Regions from separate parts of the Homo sapiens genome. Here region 2 is linked to region 1. The links are chromatin loops, found by intact Hi-C in ENCODE. Cell type or tissue: gastrocnemius medialis. All regions are shown on one strand. Links, peaks and the distances in the headings refer to the core of each region. The heading gives the core; the rest is flanking DNA. Region 1 has its middle 110 kb from the start of KIF2B. Region 2 has its middle 170 kb from the start of KIF2B.

Evidence for each region. Hi-C counts contacts between places; a loop is a spot of excess contacts. Peaks named below come from ENCODE experiments on the same cell type or tissue, not always from the same donor. Only the 100,000 strongest peaks of a DNase experiment are listed, where the experiment ranks them.
Region 2: it touches region 1 in a loop (2.2-fold over the local background); 5 of 110 quality-filtered maps call a loop at or near these places.

The regions. Positions count from the first base shown.
Region 1 is chr17:53,930,642-53,939,704 of GRCh38, forward strand. No RefSeq gene overlaps it. Among named protein-coding and RNA genes, the nearest start is that of KIF2B, 110 kb to the left of the region's middle. In gastrocnemius medialis, for the core only: no CTCF peak of the experiment used is centred there; no DNase peak of the experiment used is centred there; H3K4me3 peaks cover 722 bases; H3K27ac peaks cover 2,877 bases.
Region 2 is chr17:53,990,908-53,999,970 of GRCh38, forward strand. No RefSeq gene overlaps it. Among named protein-coding and RNA genes, the nearest start is that of KIF2B, 170 kb to the left of the region's middle. In gastrocnemius medialis, for the core only: no CTCF peak of the experiment used is centred there; no DNase peak of the experiment used is centred there; H3K27ac peaks cover 1,656 bases.

The DNA of each region.
Region 1 (9,063 bases), core at 246-8,245:
TTGGGGTTCATATATATTTACAATTGCTATATTCTCCTGCTGAACTGACACCTTTGTCATTATATAATAGTACTCTTTGTCTCCCTTTTTATAGTTTTGGTCTTGAAATCTATTTTGTCTACTTCATCAATTCTGCTATTAAGACACAGGGAGGGGAACGTCACACACCGGGGCCTGTCAGGGTGTGGGGGGCTGGGGGAGGGATAATATTAGGAGAAATACCTAATGTAAATGATGAGTTGATGGGTGCGCAACATGGCACATGTATACCTATGTAACAAATCTGCACGTTGTGCACATGCACCCCAGAATTTAAAGTATAATAAAAAAAAGAAACTTCTATGTATTCTTCAGTATGTCGATTGCATTTTTCAACCACAGAATTTCTGATTGATTCTTTTTAATTATTTTAATCTCCTCGTTGGATTTAGCTGATACAATTCTGAAATGCTTCTCTGTGTTATTTTGAATTATTTTGAGTTTCATCGAAACAACTATTTTGAATTCCCTGTCTGAAAGATCATATATTTCTTTTTCTCCAAGATTGGTCTCTGGTGCCTTATTTGGTTCATTTGGTGAGGTCATGTTTTCTTGGATGTTACTGAGGCTTGTGGATGTTTGCTGGTGTCTGAGCATTGAATAGTTAAATATTTATTGTAGCCTTTGCAGTCTGGGCTTGTTTCTACCCATATTCCTTGGGAAAGGTTTCCGGGTATTAGAAGGGACTTGGGCATTGTGATATAAGCCATATCTGCATTAGGGGGCTACCCAAACCCAGTAACCCTACAGTTCTTGCAGACTAGTAGATGTACCACTTCGGTGGTCTTGGACAAAATACAAATAAATTATCTGTATTAACAGGCAGACAATCTTGTTCTCTTCCCTCACCTACTCCCAGTCAAACAGAGTTTGTCTCTCTCTGTGCTGAGCCACCTGGAGCTGGGGGAGGGAGAACACAAGCAACCCTGTGGCCACTTCCACTCGGACATTGCTGGGTCAGACTTGAAGCCAGCACAGAACTGGATATTGCTCAAGTCCTGCTATACTCACTCCCTGGCTACTGCCTATATTTTCTCAAGGCCCTAGGGCTCTGCAATCAGCAGGTGGGGAAGCCAGACGGACTTGTATCCTTCCCTTCAAGGTAGCTAGTTCCTCCAGGCCCCAGGTGAGTCCAGAGATGTCATCTGGGAGCCAGGGACTAGAGTCAAAACTTTAGAAATCTACTTGGTGTTCTATTCTATTATAGCTAAGCTGTCACTCAAAACATGAGACAAGTTCCTTCCCACTCTCTTCTCTCTTTTCCACAGGCAGCAAGCCTCTCTCCATGGCCACCACCACAGACCCACCATGGTTACTGCTCGGCTACCTCTAATGTACACCTAATGTCCAAGGGCTCATCAGGCAGTTTATGGTGACTGCTGCTAGAACTGGGACACACCCTTCAGGGCAGTAGGCTCCCCGCTGGTCCAAAGCCAGTCCGGGAATACTATCCAAGAGCCACAGCCTGGAACTAGGAACCCCAAGAGTCCACTTGGTGCTCTACCCTACTGTGGCTGAACTGGTGCCTGAAGTCATCACACCTCAGAGTCTCACTGAAGGCCCACGGTTTACCATCTGGGTATTCCTGCTTGGTTCTTGAGGCCCAAGGGCTCTTTAGTGAGCAGGTGATAAATTCTGCCAGGACTGACTCCTCCTCTTCAAGGCAGGAGCTCAAGGACATGTTGTCCAAGAGCTAGGGCCTCACAGCTCTGCCCTGTGCCCTATCCTACTGTGGCTGAGATGATATACAAGATGCAAGACAAAGTCTTCTTTTGGAAGAAAGATTTCCCTTTCCTCAAGTAGAAGAAAGGAGACACTTTCATTACTCCAAGTTGTGCTTCCTGGTGTTGAGGGAGGGGTGGTGCAAGTTCTTGCTTAGCCACCCCAGCTGGTGTTCTATGTCCACTGGCTCTAAGCCCAGCACAGCAGTAGGAGTGTTAGGAATTGGAGTCCTTGTGGCCTAGACTGCCTTTTAAGTTTATTTAAGGCTCCAGAGCACTTTAGCTCACGGTGGTGAGGCTTGCTGACACGTAATTTCTGACCTTTGGGATGATCACTGGCTAGGGCTTTTCCAAATGCTCCCTTTTGGTGGGTGGTGGTAAGTTGAGTTCAGTCCAGTTTTGCTTCCCACTGTGATAGGGCAGTACTGAGTTCAATGCTGGGTCTCAAAATGTTGCATTCTCTCTCCTGCATGTGCACAGATTCCCTGTGCCATGCAGAAACTGCCAGGGGGTCGGGGAGGGGCAGTGTCAGCAATTCAAGACTGTCTTTCTTACCCTCTTTAGTGCCTTTCAGTGATGCAAAGTTAAAACCAGGTAATGTGATTGCTTACCTAATTTTTGGTTCTTATGAAGGTGCTTTCTGTGTGAACATACTTGTTGAACTGGTGTTCCTTTTGGGGGTACAATCAGTGAAGGCATCTATTTGGGCATCTTGCTCTACCCCACGTATTTTTGATTTACACAAATACTGGCTGAAAAACTTTACATTGCTAGTCAACTTCTGATTCAAAGTCAATAAATTAATCAGATCATGGACATCTCTAATAATCCTCAGACACTCACACACATATGTCTAACTGATAATATTCTTACCCTTTTTGTGATAACACAGCTGCTAACTTTATAGAGATGGGTATACTGTGCAAATCGAATGGCCAGACTCAATATTTTCCCGATAGTCTCTTCATTGAAGTTCTTCAGGGACCCCCCCTATTTATAATAAAGTCATAGCTAACTCGGATATTGACTTACTGATATTCTTATGTCAAAATCCAAACTAAATTGAAGATCTTCACAAACAACTGGAATCTCTATGAACTAAAATGTCTACTAATACCAACAGAATTCTAGTGACTAAGCCTATGAAGGTTCAGATAGACCCATCCAGACCTCTACCAAAGCTTTGACAACACCCTCTAAAGCTGCGACAAAGAAAAGACTAAATCAATAAAAGACACGTTATACCTGTGCCAGCCATTCTAATACTTCTATCCTCCAAGTCAAGAGGAACCCAACAGACAAGAATATATATTATTTTGAGAATACTAGTTAACAAAATTTCCCCCAACATATATATATATGTGTGTATATATATGTGTGTGTGTGTATAACTTTATATAAGTATAAATAAAATAGTTATTCCCCATGGTATCCACAACAAATCATTTTATATTTAGTGTCATGAGGCTATATAATTTACAGTTCTGGATTTGGGTCCTGCTTTCTTTGTTGTCCCTTTAGATCAAAAAACTTCCTACCTCTGCCTTTGCCTGACAAGGTCAACAATATAAATAGGCATCTATACTTCAGAATTTAGTAAGTTTCCTTCTTTTCACAAGTTATTTACCAGGGTTTTAATGACTTTACAATTCCTTTAGATTCCATTGTATTTCCATACCTGGATGACCTTTGGCCATGTACTAAAGAAGACCTGAATTTAAAGATCAAGTTCTATCCACATACCATTTTAGCTCGAAAAGAATATAAATATTTTCTAAAATAAATTGCAATTTTATCAATAAATGTGTATTAACTAAGACGTAATATATGACAGAAGGTAATACATTGCTTACTTTTGATAGGCTAAAAACCATACAAAACTTTCAGAAGCCAGACACTAGGAGAAAATTTAAATAATTTCTACTCTCATTAGCTACTGCAGGCAATGAATTCCCAACCTTTCTGAAATTGCCAGACTTCTTTATGACCTAAATGTTCAACAACCAAATTTCTTCCTTGGGAATATACGCATTGGCACATATTTTACTCAGTGATATAGAGAACTGTGAAGAATGTTATTCCATAACATACAACAATGACAAAAGATGTCAGCAAACAATAAGTTTATTATTTTTCTTAAACTCAGCAGAGAGCTGACGTAGTAGAACAGTGAAATGGCCTAAAACTGGAGAAGAGACAAGTGCCTGAAAGAAGTATGAGCTGTAAGTTGTGGCTTAATTGTTCAGGACACAGGAACTGGAAAGATAGTTCAGTAAGGTTGATTGGTGTATCAGTGGAGTCTGAGTGCACATTAACAAGGGAGGGTGACACCTCTAGAGGCTGCAAACATAGAGGCATTCTACACACTCTTGTGGGAATCTTTCCATTAACCCAACTGACTTAAATCATTAGAAAAGTCTTTTTAATGGTGCAGGCTTTAGGGAAGGGAACAGCAACCGCTGCAGGAAGTCACAAAACTCTCCTACATTGGCTCTTCTAATCTAAATCTCCTATGAAACAAAAACCTTAATATGTGAGAGGAGAGGGCATGGCAACAAACATAGCCATGATTAGGGTACTGGTGAAGATCTATTGCAGCCAGGAGAAGGGAACAGGGGGAAAAAAGCTTTTTACCCTAGCAAAGGGGCGGGGATATTTACTGGTGTCAGAAATATACCAGGATAGAAGTGGTAGTACTGAGAAGGGAACACTCTTGAAACCTAGGATATGATGCCAAAGACAGAGGCTTAATCAGAACCACAGAGAACACTCTGTACTCTCAACCACAAAACTAACAAATATCAAATAACAGGTTAACTGCAAGAGATAGCCTTTCTTCTGAGGTACAGTGTAAAGGGAAGATCTAAACCTGAGGACGGAGCAGCAATTGGGGAAAAATTAAAAACCAAAATCCCTGACAAACCAGCCCTATCCTAAATCAAGGTGTTCCTGAAGATTTTAAATCCTGTGTTAAAAGGAAGGTAACCATAGCAAAAACTTTAAACTTCTCCCAACTCCCACTTAGACTAACTTAAATCCCATACTAAAGGTGTGTCTATCTCTAAGTATAAAATATATTTACTTCAGTCTCTACTGTCCTACACAATATGTCTCCTTGTTTTAAAAAAAAAAGCAAGAAAAAAAGCATACTATCAAGAAACAAAAAAAAATTAACTCCAGACCCATATATGACAGATGTTGAAATTTCTCATTTAAAATTATTATAATTAAAATGTTAAAGGTATAATAAAGAAGTAAGGAAACATACTAGATTAGATGAATGATTTCAGCAGAAAGATTAAAACTACTTTTAAAAAAATCACATGTAAACACTAGAAATAAATTGAAAAAAAAAAAAACCAGTACAGAATTCTTCTGAGAGGCTCATCAGTAGTCTAGATACAGTCAAGCAAAGATTTACGGGACCTGAAGATAGGTCAGTAGAAATTATCTAACTTAAACACAAAGAGGACAAAAGAGTGAAAAAGCAAAGAACACAAATAAACAACAACAACAAAAACAGCACAGAGCATCCAAGAATGTGAACATCATCCAACTCTTTCCTATACACATAATTGCAATATATGAAGAACGGAACAGAATACATTTGAAAAAATAAGCTTATTTTTTTTCCAAACTTAATAACAGACATAAATCCAAGAGGTTCAGAAAACACTAAGGGGGAAATTACCACCCATAGATGCATCATATTCAAACTGCTTAAATAAAGACAGAGACACTTTTGAAGGAAGTCACATGAAAAAATACACATTAAATATGACCAGAGATAAAAATTACAATCGGCTTCTCAGAAACCATGCAAACTGAAAGACAAAGGACTAGCACTTTGAATGAACCAAAATAAAAATGGCAGCTTAGAATTCTATATCTAGTGAAAATATTTTTCTAAAATAAAAGAGAAATAAAGTATTTCTCAGATAAATGCTGAGGGATACCCACTCTCCAAGAAAAATTAAAGACAGACCTTTAGGTAGAAGGAATATGATTTCAGACAGAAATTTGTTTCTATATAAAGTAATGAAGAACACTCAAAATGCATAGTATTGCCTTCAAAAACTTCCCCAGTATCAATCAATTCCATCCCTTGAAAAACTTGCTATAAATCACCTGGACCCAGATCGCAGGTATTCTGTACCATGTTTTTCATTTGCAGCATTTTCATTTGATTATTCCTTAGAGTTTACATTTCTCTTCTGAAAACATCTCCCCCGATGACCTCTTTCAGAGGCACATTTAAGGCTCCACTGAAAGGTCTTTGACTTGCACAATAAATAATATGTCTCCTTATTTTTGCAGGCTTCACACTATGAATACATTCCAAGGAGAATGTATGTCAGTTCAAACATCGGCAAATAATTTGGCCATTCCCAGTGAAGTGAAAGACATGCATACTGTTGAACTAAGAATTCCACTTTTAGGTTTTACTTTACATGAATTCACTCACGCATAAGAAAGCACATGCAATGATGTCCATCACTACACTGTTTATAGGGTGAAAATGTGGAAGCAATGCAGTGGAACCTCAAGTTCAGAAAACCTACATACATTTTGTTATGATGACAAAATGGAATTCTGTCAAGCAGTGAATATTAATAATGCAGATCTGATATATGAATAATCTTATAAATCTTATAAATTATTTTGTATTTAAAAGTTATATGCAATGCAATATACATATACAAATGGAGTCATTATATAAAATTCCTTTTTTGTGTATAGATCAAACAAGGTCAAATATCATCAGCTTCATGGTATTCCACCTAATCAAATTTAAAATACATTTAAAGAATAATATATGGTTTGTGGAGACGTAGCTAAAGAACAGCTTGCTAGCTAACTAAATTTGTTGGCCATATAATATGTGTAAAACATTGTTATAAGCATTTCATATATATTAATTTATTTAATTCACACAATCAATAATCTTATCAGGTAGAAAATAATATTATTTGTCCTCATTTCTATTGATGAGGCCAATAAAGAAGAAAACTGCATGCCTGGGAGAAAGAACATCCATCTTATTTTAGAGGTTATCCCTGGGAAGAAGGAATATGGGGTCGTTTGATGGGTGGGAGGATCTTACTTATGTATTATTACAAATAAACAAAGGGGAAAAAATCCACAAGAGAATGGGAGACCTGAAGGTAATGTGATAAAATGGCATAATCCATTTTATATCTCAGCAGTATATTATTCATATATATTTTGTATACTTTTCTGAATGTTTGAAATCTCTATTTTTTTATTTCAAAGGAGAGATGACCCAAACTCTTTGTGACTCACTCCCCCATAATTTCCTATCCTCTTTCTCCTCCAGCAGATATCAGTCTTTAAGTGATCTTCAAAGTCCTTCATAACAGCCCTTAGTAATAACAACAGACACTTATATGTCCAAAAAGTATCTGTAAGAAGTACAAAGAAAAAATACTTAAAAAAAAAAAGAAAAAGAAAACTTCCTCCCCCCGAAAAAATATATATGTATGTATTCCTACTCTGCAGGTACTTTGAGAGTGGCTCAAGAAATATTTCAGTGTTCCAAAAATCATAGAAGTATTTAGCTTCCTGCCTATGAAAGATAATTTCTCTTTGAAATTATTCAGCTGGGAAGCAGTAGAAGGTAACAGAAAGCTCAGTGAAAGCAAACTAAATATAGGGAAGTAATCAATTCACTCAAATAATGAAACTATTGTAGCACAGGGGCACTTCCAAATTAGAAAAAAACATCATAGTAGGAGATGCTCCTTGTTAATTTTTTAAAGTGTCAATCTGTTTAAGGGTTAAAGGACAAAAAATATATATGGTTGATGTTCCTCCTAGTAAATTTGTTTTTAAGTGTGAGTCATCTGAAAGGTCATAGGACAAAATATTTTATTAACCGTTATTTTAATAATTGTGGTTGGAATTTTAAATATATTGAGGACAAGAGTTAGAGACCTGGGTTTCTCTAGAAGTGCAATGTTCCTTAGGACAATTTCCCTTCAATGAGTTTTTAAAACAGAAACCGCTGAGGGGAGTGCTCTTTCCTGGGAGCAAACCCAGCTTCACCATGCTCTATCCCTAAAGCAAATGAAAGTGTATGATGCCTTGAAGATGGTAGGTTTAATCCTAACTCCAGCCTTGGCCAGCTTCACTTTCTCCCTTCTGACTCTTTTCCCGGGTAAGATAAATTAAGACCTATAACTGATTCTCTGATTTGGGAAGTTTCAGAAAAGATGGATTCAACCATTGGGAGAATGATGTTTGCTCTTGCTTGTCATTTTTATCTTTATGCGACCTTGTTTTTATGCTCCATCTGCTTGTCTCACTGGAGGCCTTTACCTTAGCATTAGAGATAGAAATAGTCTAGATTTTTAAGACTGTTGCTGATTCTTTCTGGTGGAATTGGTTTAAAAGATGGATGCCTAGGACAAAGGCTGATCTGTGTTTGAAGGTAAAGCCAAACAAACTCATTCATGCTCAGTCGGAATGTGAATTTTCTGTAATTAACATTATACTTTCACTAATGAAACAAACCTTTAATATCAAGCCCTGAGCCCAGTCTTTAATACTTATGATAACTTCATAAATATATACGATAGATTCTTCCCTCAATATCTCCGAGAAAATAATCTATATCTAAAAGGTTTTTAAACTTTAATCTGAGAGAAGGATTTAGTGTCAGTTATAGTCTCTTTCCTTTTCTTATTTTACTAATAGTAGAACAGATACCTTGGGTCTTCAATCAGACTATGCGTCTTTTTATTATATAGTCCAGTTTTTCCAAATGTATAAATTAGTGCCCACAGTAAGAAACATATTTCATATTTTATATTATATTTACTTAAATATATGTGTGAATGCATATGTATGTATATATTACATATACAGATATGTATCTATATGAAACAACAGCTCCAAGAAGCAATACTTACCTTAGTACATCTAATGTACTCTAATATTTCTATTCTAATCCTTTCTTTTTCAAATTAAAAATGGACTGGGGCTGGGTACAGTGACTGACACCTATAATCTCAGCACTTTGGGAGGCCGAGGTGGGAGGATTACCTGAGGCTGGAAGTTTGAGAACAGCCTGGCCAGTATAGCCAGATCCCATCTCTACATTTTTTTTTTTAATTAGCTGGCCATGGTGTTGCCCACCTGTAGCGCTAGCTACTCAAGAGGATGGCTTGAGCCCAGAAGTTTGAGGCTGCAGTGAGGCTGTACTTCATACTCCACTGCAGTTCAGCTTGGGCAACAAAGTGAAATCCTGTATCTAAAAAACAAAACAAAATAAAAGCAAGCC
Region 2 (9,063 bases), core at 426-8,425, 60 kb after region 1:
CTGTGTTCCCATATCAAGGAGTCTCAGAAACTTATCTTCTAACCATTTCACCCAGTGCAAAGCGTTTGGGTCCCTAATAAAGTGTTAAGCCAAGAGACTCTTGCCATTTTGTTAATTTTTATTTAGATTAATCTGCCTGACCATTGGCCAAAATGATTACAGGCCAGAGTTTTCATTGTAATATTTGTCTTTCAGCTTTTAAAATTTCTTCTAACATGTGTAAATAGTGTGAACTTATTTGAATCCCTTTAATGTTGGAGGAGCAGCTAGGGCTTCCTTTGGCTCATTCAACTTTTGGGAGTGTTCTATTTAAACTATAGTTTTAACCTCATCAATGTCTGTTTTATTCATCCTGCTTCTTAATAACCATCCAAAGATTTTCTCACTGCTGGGATAAGTTTTGTTACTCTCCCCACTCCTCCCTGCCTCATTTTCCTCTTTTTTTTTGCTTCTATCAATATTTACTGTATTCATCTATTTTTTAATAATCATTTAGCCATCTCTACCCTGCTAAGACCAGTCCCTTGACTCACCTTAGCTTTTCCCCATTCTCTCGTTAACTAATCTAATATTTTTATTAGCGTCTGTAAGACCCATGAGGGGGAGCTAAGACAGCAAATTCCACAAGTCTCCTGAACTGTTGTTTGGTTTTGGAGTGATATGGTTATATGGGATGCCCATGTAAACAGGGACCCTTTAACCATGGCACTCAGCAGGACCTGGGTTACAGGCATAATCAGTGGGTGAATAGCCCAGCTATCATAAAGTCAGTCTCACATGGCTTGTACACAAAGCATATCTGTTACTTCATCTGGGGCTATTCCATTTGGCATTTATAGAGGAAGGTGGGCAGTCCCCCTCCTCAAAGTAAAGAGACTTTATAGTGGCCTTTATCCAGTCCACCAGGCTAGCTGTTCACTTGGAAATAATCTGTTGTGTGTCTGGATCATGTACAGTTATGTTTGATTTTTCCACAGTGAGCTGTGGATCCTGTATCAACCCAAACATCCTCTTTGAATTTGCAGCGTTTGAAGCCAAAGATACTGCCCCCAAATTAATTACTCTCACATCCGTTTTAGTAAAGGTTCTTTAAGAAGCTGATGATACTGATGCAGAAAATGAAACAATTCCTTCAGATTACATTCCCTGGTTTCAGGAAATTCTTTGTTTTCCCCTTCTTCCACTTTGACTGTCTCCTTGGTGACCAGAGGTCGAAGAGGTACTTTCTGTTGTCCTTGAATAATTTTTCCCATAGGAATCAGCTTTGAGGATAGAGTCAGAAGCTCAGATGCACTGGAATCTGAGCTTGGTCTAGCATCAAGGTCCTACCTAGCACTCTCTTTTAATTTCATTTTAACTGTTACAAATAACAATAACCAAGGGATGGCATATTTTGCCTTTTTCATATTAATTTTCATTTTCCTTATTAGTTTGCTTTTCTTACACATTCAGTGAACCAGCTTTCTGGGAGTCATATCCATCTCTACATCCCATTGGTAGCTTTTACCTTTAGTAACTGAGCACAGCACGGCTGCTGTTCCATACCGTGGGTGACCATGTGACCACCTAGAAATCTAAGGTTCCTTATCCTCTGCCCTTTCATTCTTTCTCTTCCCAAACCACATGCCTCTGTGAGCTAGTGCTGTTCTAGCAAATCCCACTTATCTGACACCAAATGCACAGCAAATAAATAAACTGTTTTTTTCTTCTATACTTAGACCACTCTCATTACCTCACTTCGGACAGTTGAATGTTTGTTTTTTCACACACGAAGCAGACACCAAATGATTATACCACCATTTAACTTAATTCCAACACTATCTACCTGGAGGTAGCATCAGATCCCACAAGTTGAGGGGTCAAATCCCACAAAACCACCATTCCACTTTTTATTCTAATTTTAAGTCCAGTCTGTGACCACTGCATCTAACAAAGTGGTTATAAATTAGAGGTTCTCATGACTCCCTCTTGAGGCTCAATTATTTGCTAGAATGGCTCACAGAACTCAGGAAAACAATTTATTTATTATAAAGTAAATTAAAATAATTACAAGTGGTGTCTTATAAAAGGATACAACCCAGGAACAGCCAGATGGAAGAGACCCACAGGCAAGGTATGCAAAAAGGGGCATGGAACATCTGTGCCCTCTGAGGAAGCTGCACGCTCAGTTCTCCAAGTGTTCTACAACCCGGAAGCTCTCTGAACTCTGTTGTTTTGGATTTTTATGGAGACTTTATTATGTAGCCATTATTGATTAAACCATTGCCATTGGTGATTGGATCAACCATCAGCCCCTCTCTCCTTGGAGGCCAGAAGTTGGAGCTGAAAGTTCTAACCCTCTAATCATATGGGTGCTTTTTCTGGCAACCAGTCCCCATCTTGAGGCTACTCGGGAGCCCACAGGCACCAGTCATCCTGTTAGCATACAGAAAGACACTTATCACATCTGAGATCCCAAGGATTTTAGGAGTTATATGACAGGATACAGGGGCAAAGACCCAATATATGTTTCTTATTTTTATTATGCCACAGTTGGGTGGATAGGTAAGTAGGCAGATAGATAGATAGAGAGTGAGATAGATCAACCAATAGATATATCAATTTTCAAAAAAGATGCTGATGTCTGAAGACAGATCTGACATCCTTAGCTAAGCCTCAATGTTATTAAAGACTGATCTGATGCTTACAACTATATGACACAGTTCTCTCATTAGACAAAACCAATCTCACTAAACACGTACCTCAGACAAGGTCACTGTGCAACCCAAAATAGCAAACAGTCCTCTCTCTCTTTAAATGAGAGACTTCTATGTTTTGCCATTTGTAGCTTTATTCCTACTTATCCCCACTTATAGATAAGATTTATTAAAATATTCAATCACAAAATTACCTCTACTTTCTGATAACGTCCAATCTAGAGCAAACCTCTGTTTTCTTAGAACCTCCCCAAAATTACTCAACCAAAGCTCAAATACTATAACAGCTTTTTCTAATCCCCTCTTACTGAGATACCCAACATTTCCCCATGGTGTACGATTGCCTTTGCTGCACTGAAGATACCTGAAGTTGAACAAGTTGTGAACAAGTTGGGTTTACCATATATACCATAGATATATATATATATATATATCTATGGTATATATACCATAAAATATATATATATTTTTAATATATGTATATATATGTGTATATATGGGTGTATATATAAATAAAATATGCATATATATGTATGTACATCCACATATATGCATATATACATAGATTTATATAAATATATGTTCACATACATGTAAATATATATGCTTATATATAATATATACATATATACCTACACATGCACACACACTTACACACATATATTGGCTTTATTTTTATTACAGGGATTTAACCTTACACAAATTGTGAAAATTGCTTAAACAGTCTCTTGTCACGATGTTATCTGCTAATACAATGCTGGATCTTGAAGTGCACAGGGCAAGAAGTTGGAAAAGGAAAGATGAATGTAAACCGGGTAAAAGCAAGAACAAGCTGTATCCCTGGAGACAGCAATATGGACTCATGTTTAGCTAAACATAGATACAGATGGTTACATATAGAAATATTTATAGATATGTCTGTATACACTGGTTAGTATACACACAAATATCTTCTGGCCCAAACAGCTGAGAGGGCCAACAAGTAAAGAAACTCCTGTAGCAATAAGCATACCTGGGTGTCTAGATTGTGGTTTCTAATATCATTTTTTAATAAAAGGAAACAAAACTACTGGGAAAATGGCTGATTCTAGAAGTGAAATGAGAAATATATGAGATGAGCCTACAACATCTTGTAGTGCCGGAAAGTAAGAAAGTGCTCAAAAACAAACCAACCACTATGATAGGGATGTCAGAGAGATAGGAGCCAACTGAAAGGGCTCCTAATGGCCAATATTAGAACAATTTAAGCAACAAAATGAAGTAGTATAGGATTATAACCCTAATAAGAACATAAATATTCATGAGTTTATATTGACACAAGTAAATGATTGAACAAAAGAAATAAGTAAATGGGGCAGAATAGACAAATCTCTCATGCAGAAGAATTCTGAATAATAGAAATAGATATTCTGCCCTTAAGAAGGTAGAGCATAATTTCCCATTCATAAATGTGAGCTGACTGTAAGGGGCTTTCTTCCAAAGAGTGCTGTATGGAAAGAGGAAGAAAAAAGAGTTACTTCACAATGGGGAAACCTGACCAACACTACCTCAAACCAGGTGATCAAAGTTAGCATCAACAGTGATTAATCATATTGATAGTAAGTACCTTGATAAGATATGAAAATATGGCAGTTTACTTTGGTGTTCTTCCTCCCAAAAACATATTATCGCAGTGTAACTAGGAAAGAGAAAGATAATCAGACAAATCACAACAGAGGGACATTCTACAAGATACATGACCAGTAATTTTCAAAGCTGTCAAAGTCATCAAAAACAACGGAAGTCTGTGAAACTGTGACAACCAAGAGGAGCCTAAGGAGGTGGGACTATTATGTGTAATTTGGTAATTCTAGATGAGACTCTAAAACAAAAAGAAAATACTGGAAAAAAATTAAAGAAAAAGTATGAACTTTATAATATAATGTACAAATATTTATTACTTATAACCAATATATCATACTAATATAAGATGTTAATAATAGGCATAAATAGGTATGGGGCATATGAAAACCCTATCTTCACAATAATGTTGTAAATCTAAAACTGTTCTATAATAAAAGGCTTATTTAAAAAACTAAATGACCAGTTGGAACTCATAAGTATTAACTAGGCTGAGAAAGATGGACTATGACTTGTGTCAGTTCTTGTTTCCCTTGACCTTGATGGCATGGGTGTCCTGCAGAAGCTAGGGCCCTTCCCCTTGGAGCTAAACACCCACACCTGGCACAAGAGTCAGAGAATCTGAAGGAGGATCCTAGGGAAGAAGGAACTATTGCACGCCCTTTCTCGGCTCTGTGCCCATGAAGTGGGTCAGTAGGTAACTGGCGTGTATGAGCTTCCACAGGGCTGCTGCTTCACCTCTACACTTCAAATCTCACACAAGAATCTGCAGTTAACCCATGCAAAAGGAAAAGAGAAGTGAAATTGTAGAAAATGTGGTTCAGCATAGCCAAGCTGGCACATAACAAATCCACCACACAATTGCACATAGACATTGTTCAATAGGGCAGCGATGTCACAATATAAACTAAACACACAACCCCGAGAAGGATAGAGCAGACTTAAATGCATATTAAAGTATTTATTATAAATTTTCATTGTTTCTTTGGAATAGATTTTGATAGAAAGAGGATAGCCAGAGACAATGCGAATTTAATAGTGTCCCTGATGGAAAATAGAAAGAAAGCAGAGAAGAGAACTAATAGATGGACATGAGAGAAAACAGACTTTGGCTCAATGCCAAGATTCAGCATTAATCTAAAAGAATATTTTTTCTTCTCCTGTATAAAAATGCTTATATTAACCTAATAAATATTGATATATTGATATTATTATTTGTTAGAGCTCTCATTCAAGAATGGCTATCATGCTAAATAGTTGACATAAAATGTAATGGTCACCTGGCTAGTTTCCAAAAGCAATTCAGAACTAGGAATGTATTAATATGATTCAATCAACACAATTGCTTTATCTTAATTTTACATCTTAACTCAAAAATTTAAAAGCTGGCCTAAAGTCATTTCCTGGCTACCTTCTTTGTCATTGGGACCATAGGGGTTTATTGACTCTTTAAGCTGTGATTTTCTCAGGACTGAGACAGTCTCTCAACTCGACTGTACAATTTTTGCAATAAGAAATCACACACAATATGTCTTAATCCAATCTCTCTATCTCCAACAATTTGCAAAGTGTCCAGCACATAACAGGGTCCAATAAATATTTGTTAAACAAGCTATTTAATGGTGTGGGTAAACTTGCAAATAAAAAATTAAGATTATACTAGCAGGATGGTTTATTAATAGGTTATGAGCTTTGGAGTCAGGCAACTCTGCCACTTGAGCCTTGGGCTGGTTATTTAACATCTAAAATAAAAATACATATAATCCATGCACTGATGATTCACAGTTTTATGTTTTTAGCCCTGAACTACAGTTCTGTATATCCAGTTGTCTGCTTGACATTTTCATTTGGACATCTAGTAGACTTGGCAGACTCAACATATCCAAGAATAAGCTCCACATGAGTTCATCCCCTATAAATACAGGCTTTTATGGACAGTTCCATGTTTATTAAGTCTAACTCCATTCTTCTAGTTACTTATGCCTAACATTTGATGTCATATCTAATCCCTCATTTACTATCAACTCTAGAACTAGTTCATCAGCAAATTTTGTTTTCTCTGTTTTCAAAATGCTTACAATGTGACCACTTTCCACTGTCCCTACTACTGTCATTCTGGTATCAGCCACTATCTTGACATGATTATGCCAATAGGGTCTTCCTGGTCTCCCTACTCCTGTCATTGCTGTCTTGCGGTGTGTCCTCAAACCAGCAGCCAGAGTTATTTCATTAAAAACATAAGTCAAGCTTATGTTTCTACTGGGAGTCAAAGTCAAATTCTTCACTGAGCTACAATGCCCTATAAAGTCTGTATCCCCAACCCTTCATTATCTTCTACAAGTTTGTCCCTTATACTCTCAGTCCAGCCACACTGACCTTCTTAGGATTCAGTTTTACTTGCAACAAACTAGGTATAATGATAATAATGCCTAACCTAGATCTTATTCAATGTATTAAATGAGAAAATATGTATATGAAGAGTTTAGCACAGAGCCTGGCTTCTGGGAAGCAGTAATATGAGTGAATAGTGGCTGTTATTATTTTTGAAGCTGTTATCATCATCACCACTATTATTGTTTCCCAAGGAAGCAGCCTTTGAAGACAGTATACTTGCCTTGATTATTGACCTCTTCAACGATGCGACTCAAAATCACTTTTAACTGCTTCCCCCAAGTAAAATTTGTAGAAAAATTTGCTTCAGACCCTGGAGGGACTTCCAACATGCAACTTCAAAATTATCTGGGTTTCAGGAACAACACTTGCAAAACACGATTTGGTTGGGTAAACAGTCAATTAATCATATAAGTTCTAGTAATTTTTTTAATCAGCTGTATTACTGTAGTCATTCTTTATACAACGGAAAGTATAATGCATTTTGATTCAAATTTGATTAATATCCTGAACATCAGCAATAAATACAATTTAAATTTAGGTTATGCTTTTGTTTCCTTTCTGAGACATTTTTCAAAGATGGGAGCAAGTGGAAGTTTTTATTACTGTTATTGTTGCTGTTTATTTGTTCACTTGTTTCTCAGCTTATCTTTGTGTCCAGGTTTCAGAACATAGAAAGAATTCTGACACCAGTTTATCCTGCTGCCTAATGGTAAACTTGGGAATCAGAGTTTTTTTTTAAATACTTCTACCATTAATTTGCTTAAAATCAGGACGCAAATTCATGTCTCTATGTCTTATGGTAGAATTCCAAACCTTGTGAGATGTTGGGAAATTTCAAGTAATATAGTTTAAAGTTATAAAAATCTTTAGCAATTTGTGGCACTCTATTATAATTGACAGGTTACTTATCTCTTTTCCTTCTTATATTTTAATTAATAGAAGCTCAATATATGTCTATTGAATGTTGACTGAATTGAATGAGGCTACATTAAACAGAATTCATAATACTTTACTCAGAAATGTATCACTGTAAATAAGATTAGAAGGCAGAAAACTTTGGATCTCTTGTAATTCATAATCCAACTTTGAATTTCTAGACTTTGTTTATGTTAGTAATAAGATGTAATGACCTCCCAGGGTACAGCCTCCCTATATACTGCCTCACTGATCCGTTCTAGAGAGTGCAGGTCCTGTGCAATGTAACTCTCAACTTGCCTACTCTTGTAGCATGCACATACACACTCTACCTCATAGACATCCATACACTCACACACTCACACAGCCATATTCAAGACTATTATCAGCAAAAGAACTTCACCCTTTACAAAACGCATTCAAGATCTGAGTTTTCACATGGAAGTGAAACATGGAAGTTTTAAAATTATAAAATGCATGTAGGCATCAGCCATGTTTACAAGTGTCAAAACATTTTTTTTTTCCTTTTTTCCTTTAAGATAGAGCCTCACTCTGTTGACCAGGCGGGAATGTAGTGGCATGATCATGGTTTGCTGAAGGTTTGACCTCCTTGGGTTCAGGTGATCCTCCCACCTCAGACTCCTGAGTAGTTGTGACAAAGGAGGACGAATGCAGGAATAAGGACAAAGACAAAAGAGTATATTTGCAATAAGAAGTCAGGGGGGTCCTTGCTTCTAGTGAATGAGGGCCCGAGCCTTTATAGCCCTTCGCATTTTTGAGTAAAGGAGATAGGGAGAAGGGGGTATTCTGGTCAGCTGCTTGACTTAATGCAGGCCTGCATGACTTCATTCTTTGAACAGTAGTCTCCAGGTGTTCCTCAAGGAGAACAGTGCCAGGGAGTGACTGCCCCCAGCAAACCTTCTGGCAACAGGCACAGAAGCGAGTTTGCTCACATTCTGCGCTCATGATAAACAGTTTGCTGTTTGATCATATAGCCTTCAGTGGAATGCCGTGTTAGTCACAACTCTCAGGCCTTCGGCTCCCTACAGCATGCCACCAAGCCTGGCTAATTTTTGGATTTTTATTAGAGATGGAGTTTCACCATGTTGCCCAAGCCGGTCTTGAACTCCTGGGTTTAGGCGATCCACCTGCCTCAGCCTCCCAAAGCATTAGAATTACAGGAGTGAGCTACTGCACCCAGCCTCAAAAAAATTTTTAAAAGGTTTAATTTTCTCTAATTGCCTGCCAATATTCAATGTTGGATTTCCCTTCCCTCTTGTTTAAAAGCATATTGATATAGTCCTCAATTTTCCAGTAATTTGGGGTATTAAATATTCAGCCTAGTTTGAAACCTCAATTGTAAAATCTATTTTATTCTTATATCAGCTTCCACTCACCAGCTTCCAAACTGGACCTACGATGCTGGCTTCCTAGAGTG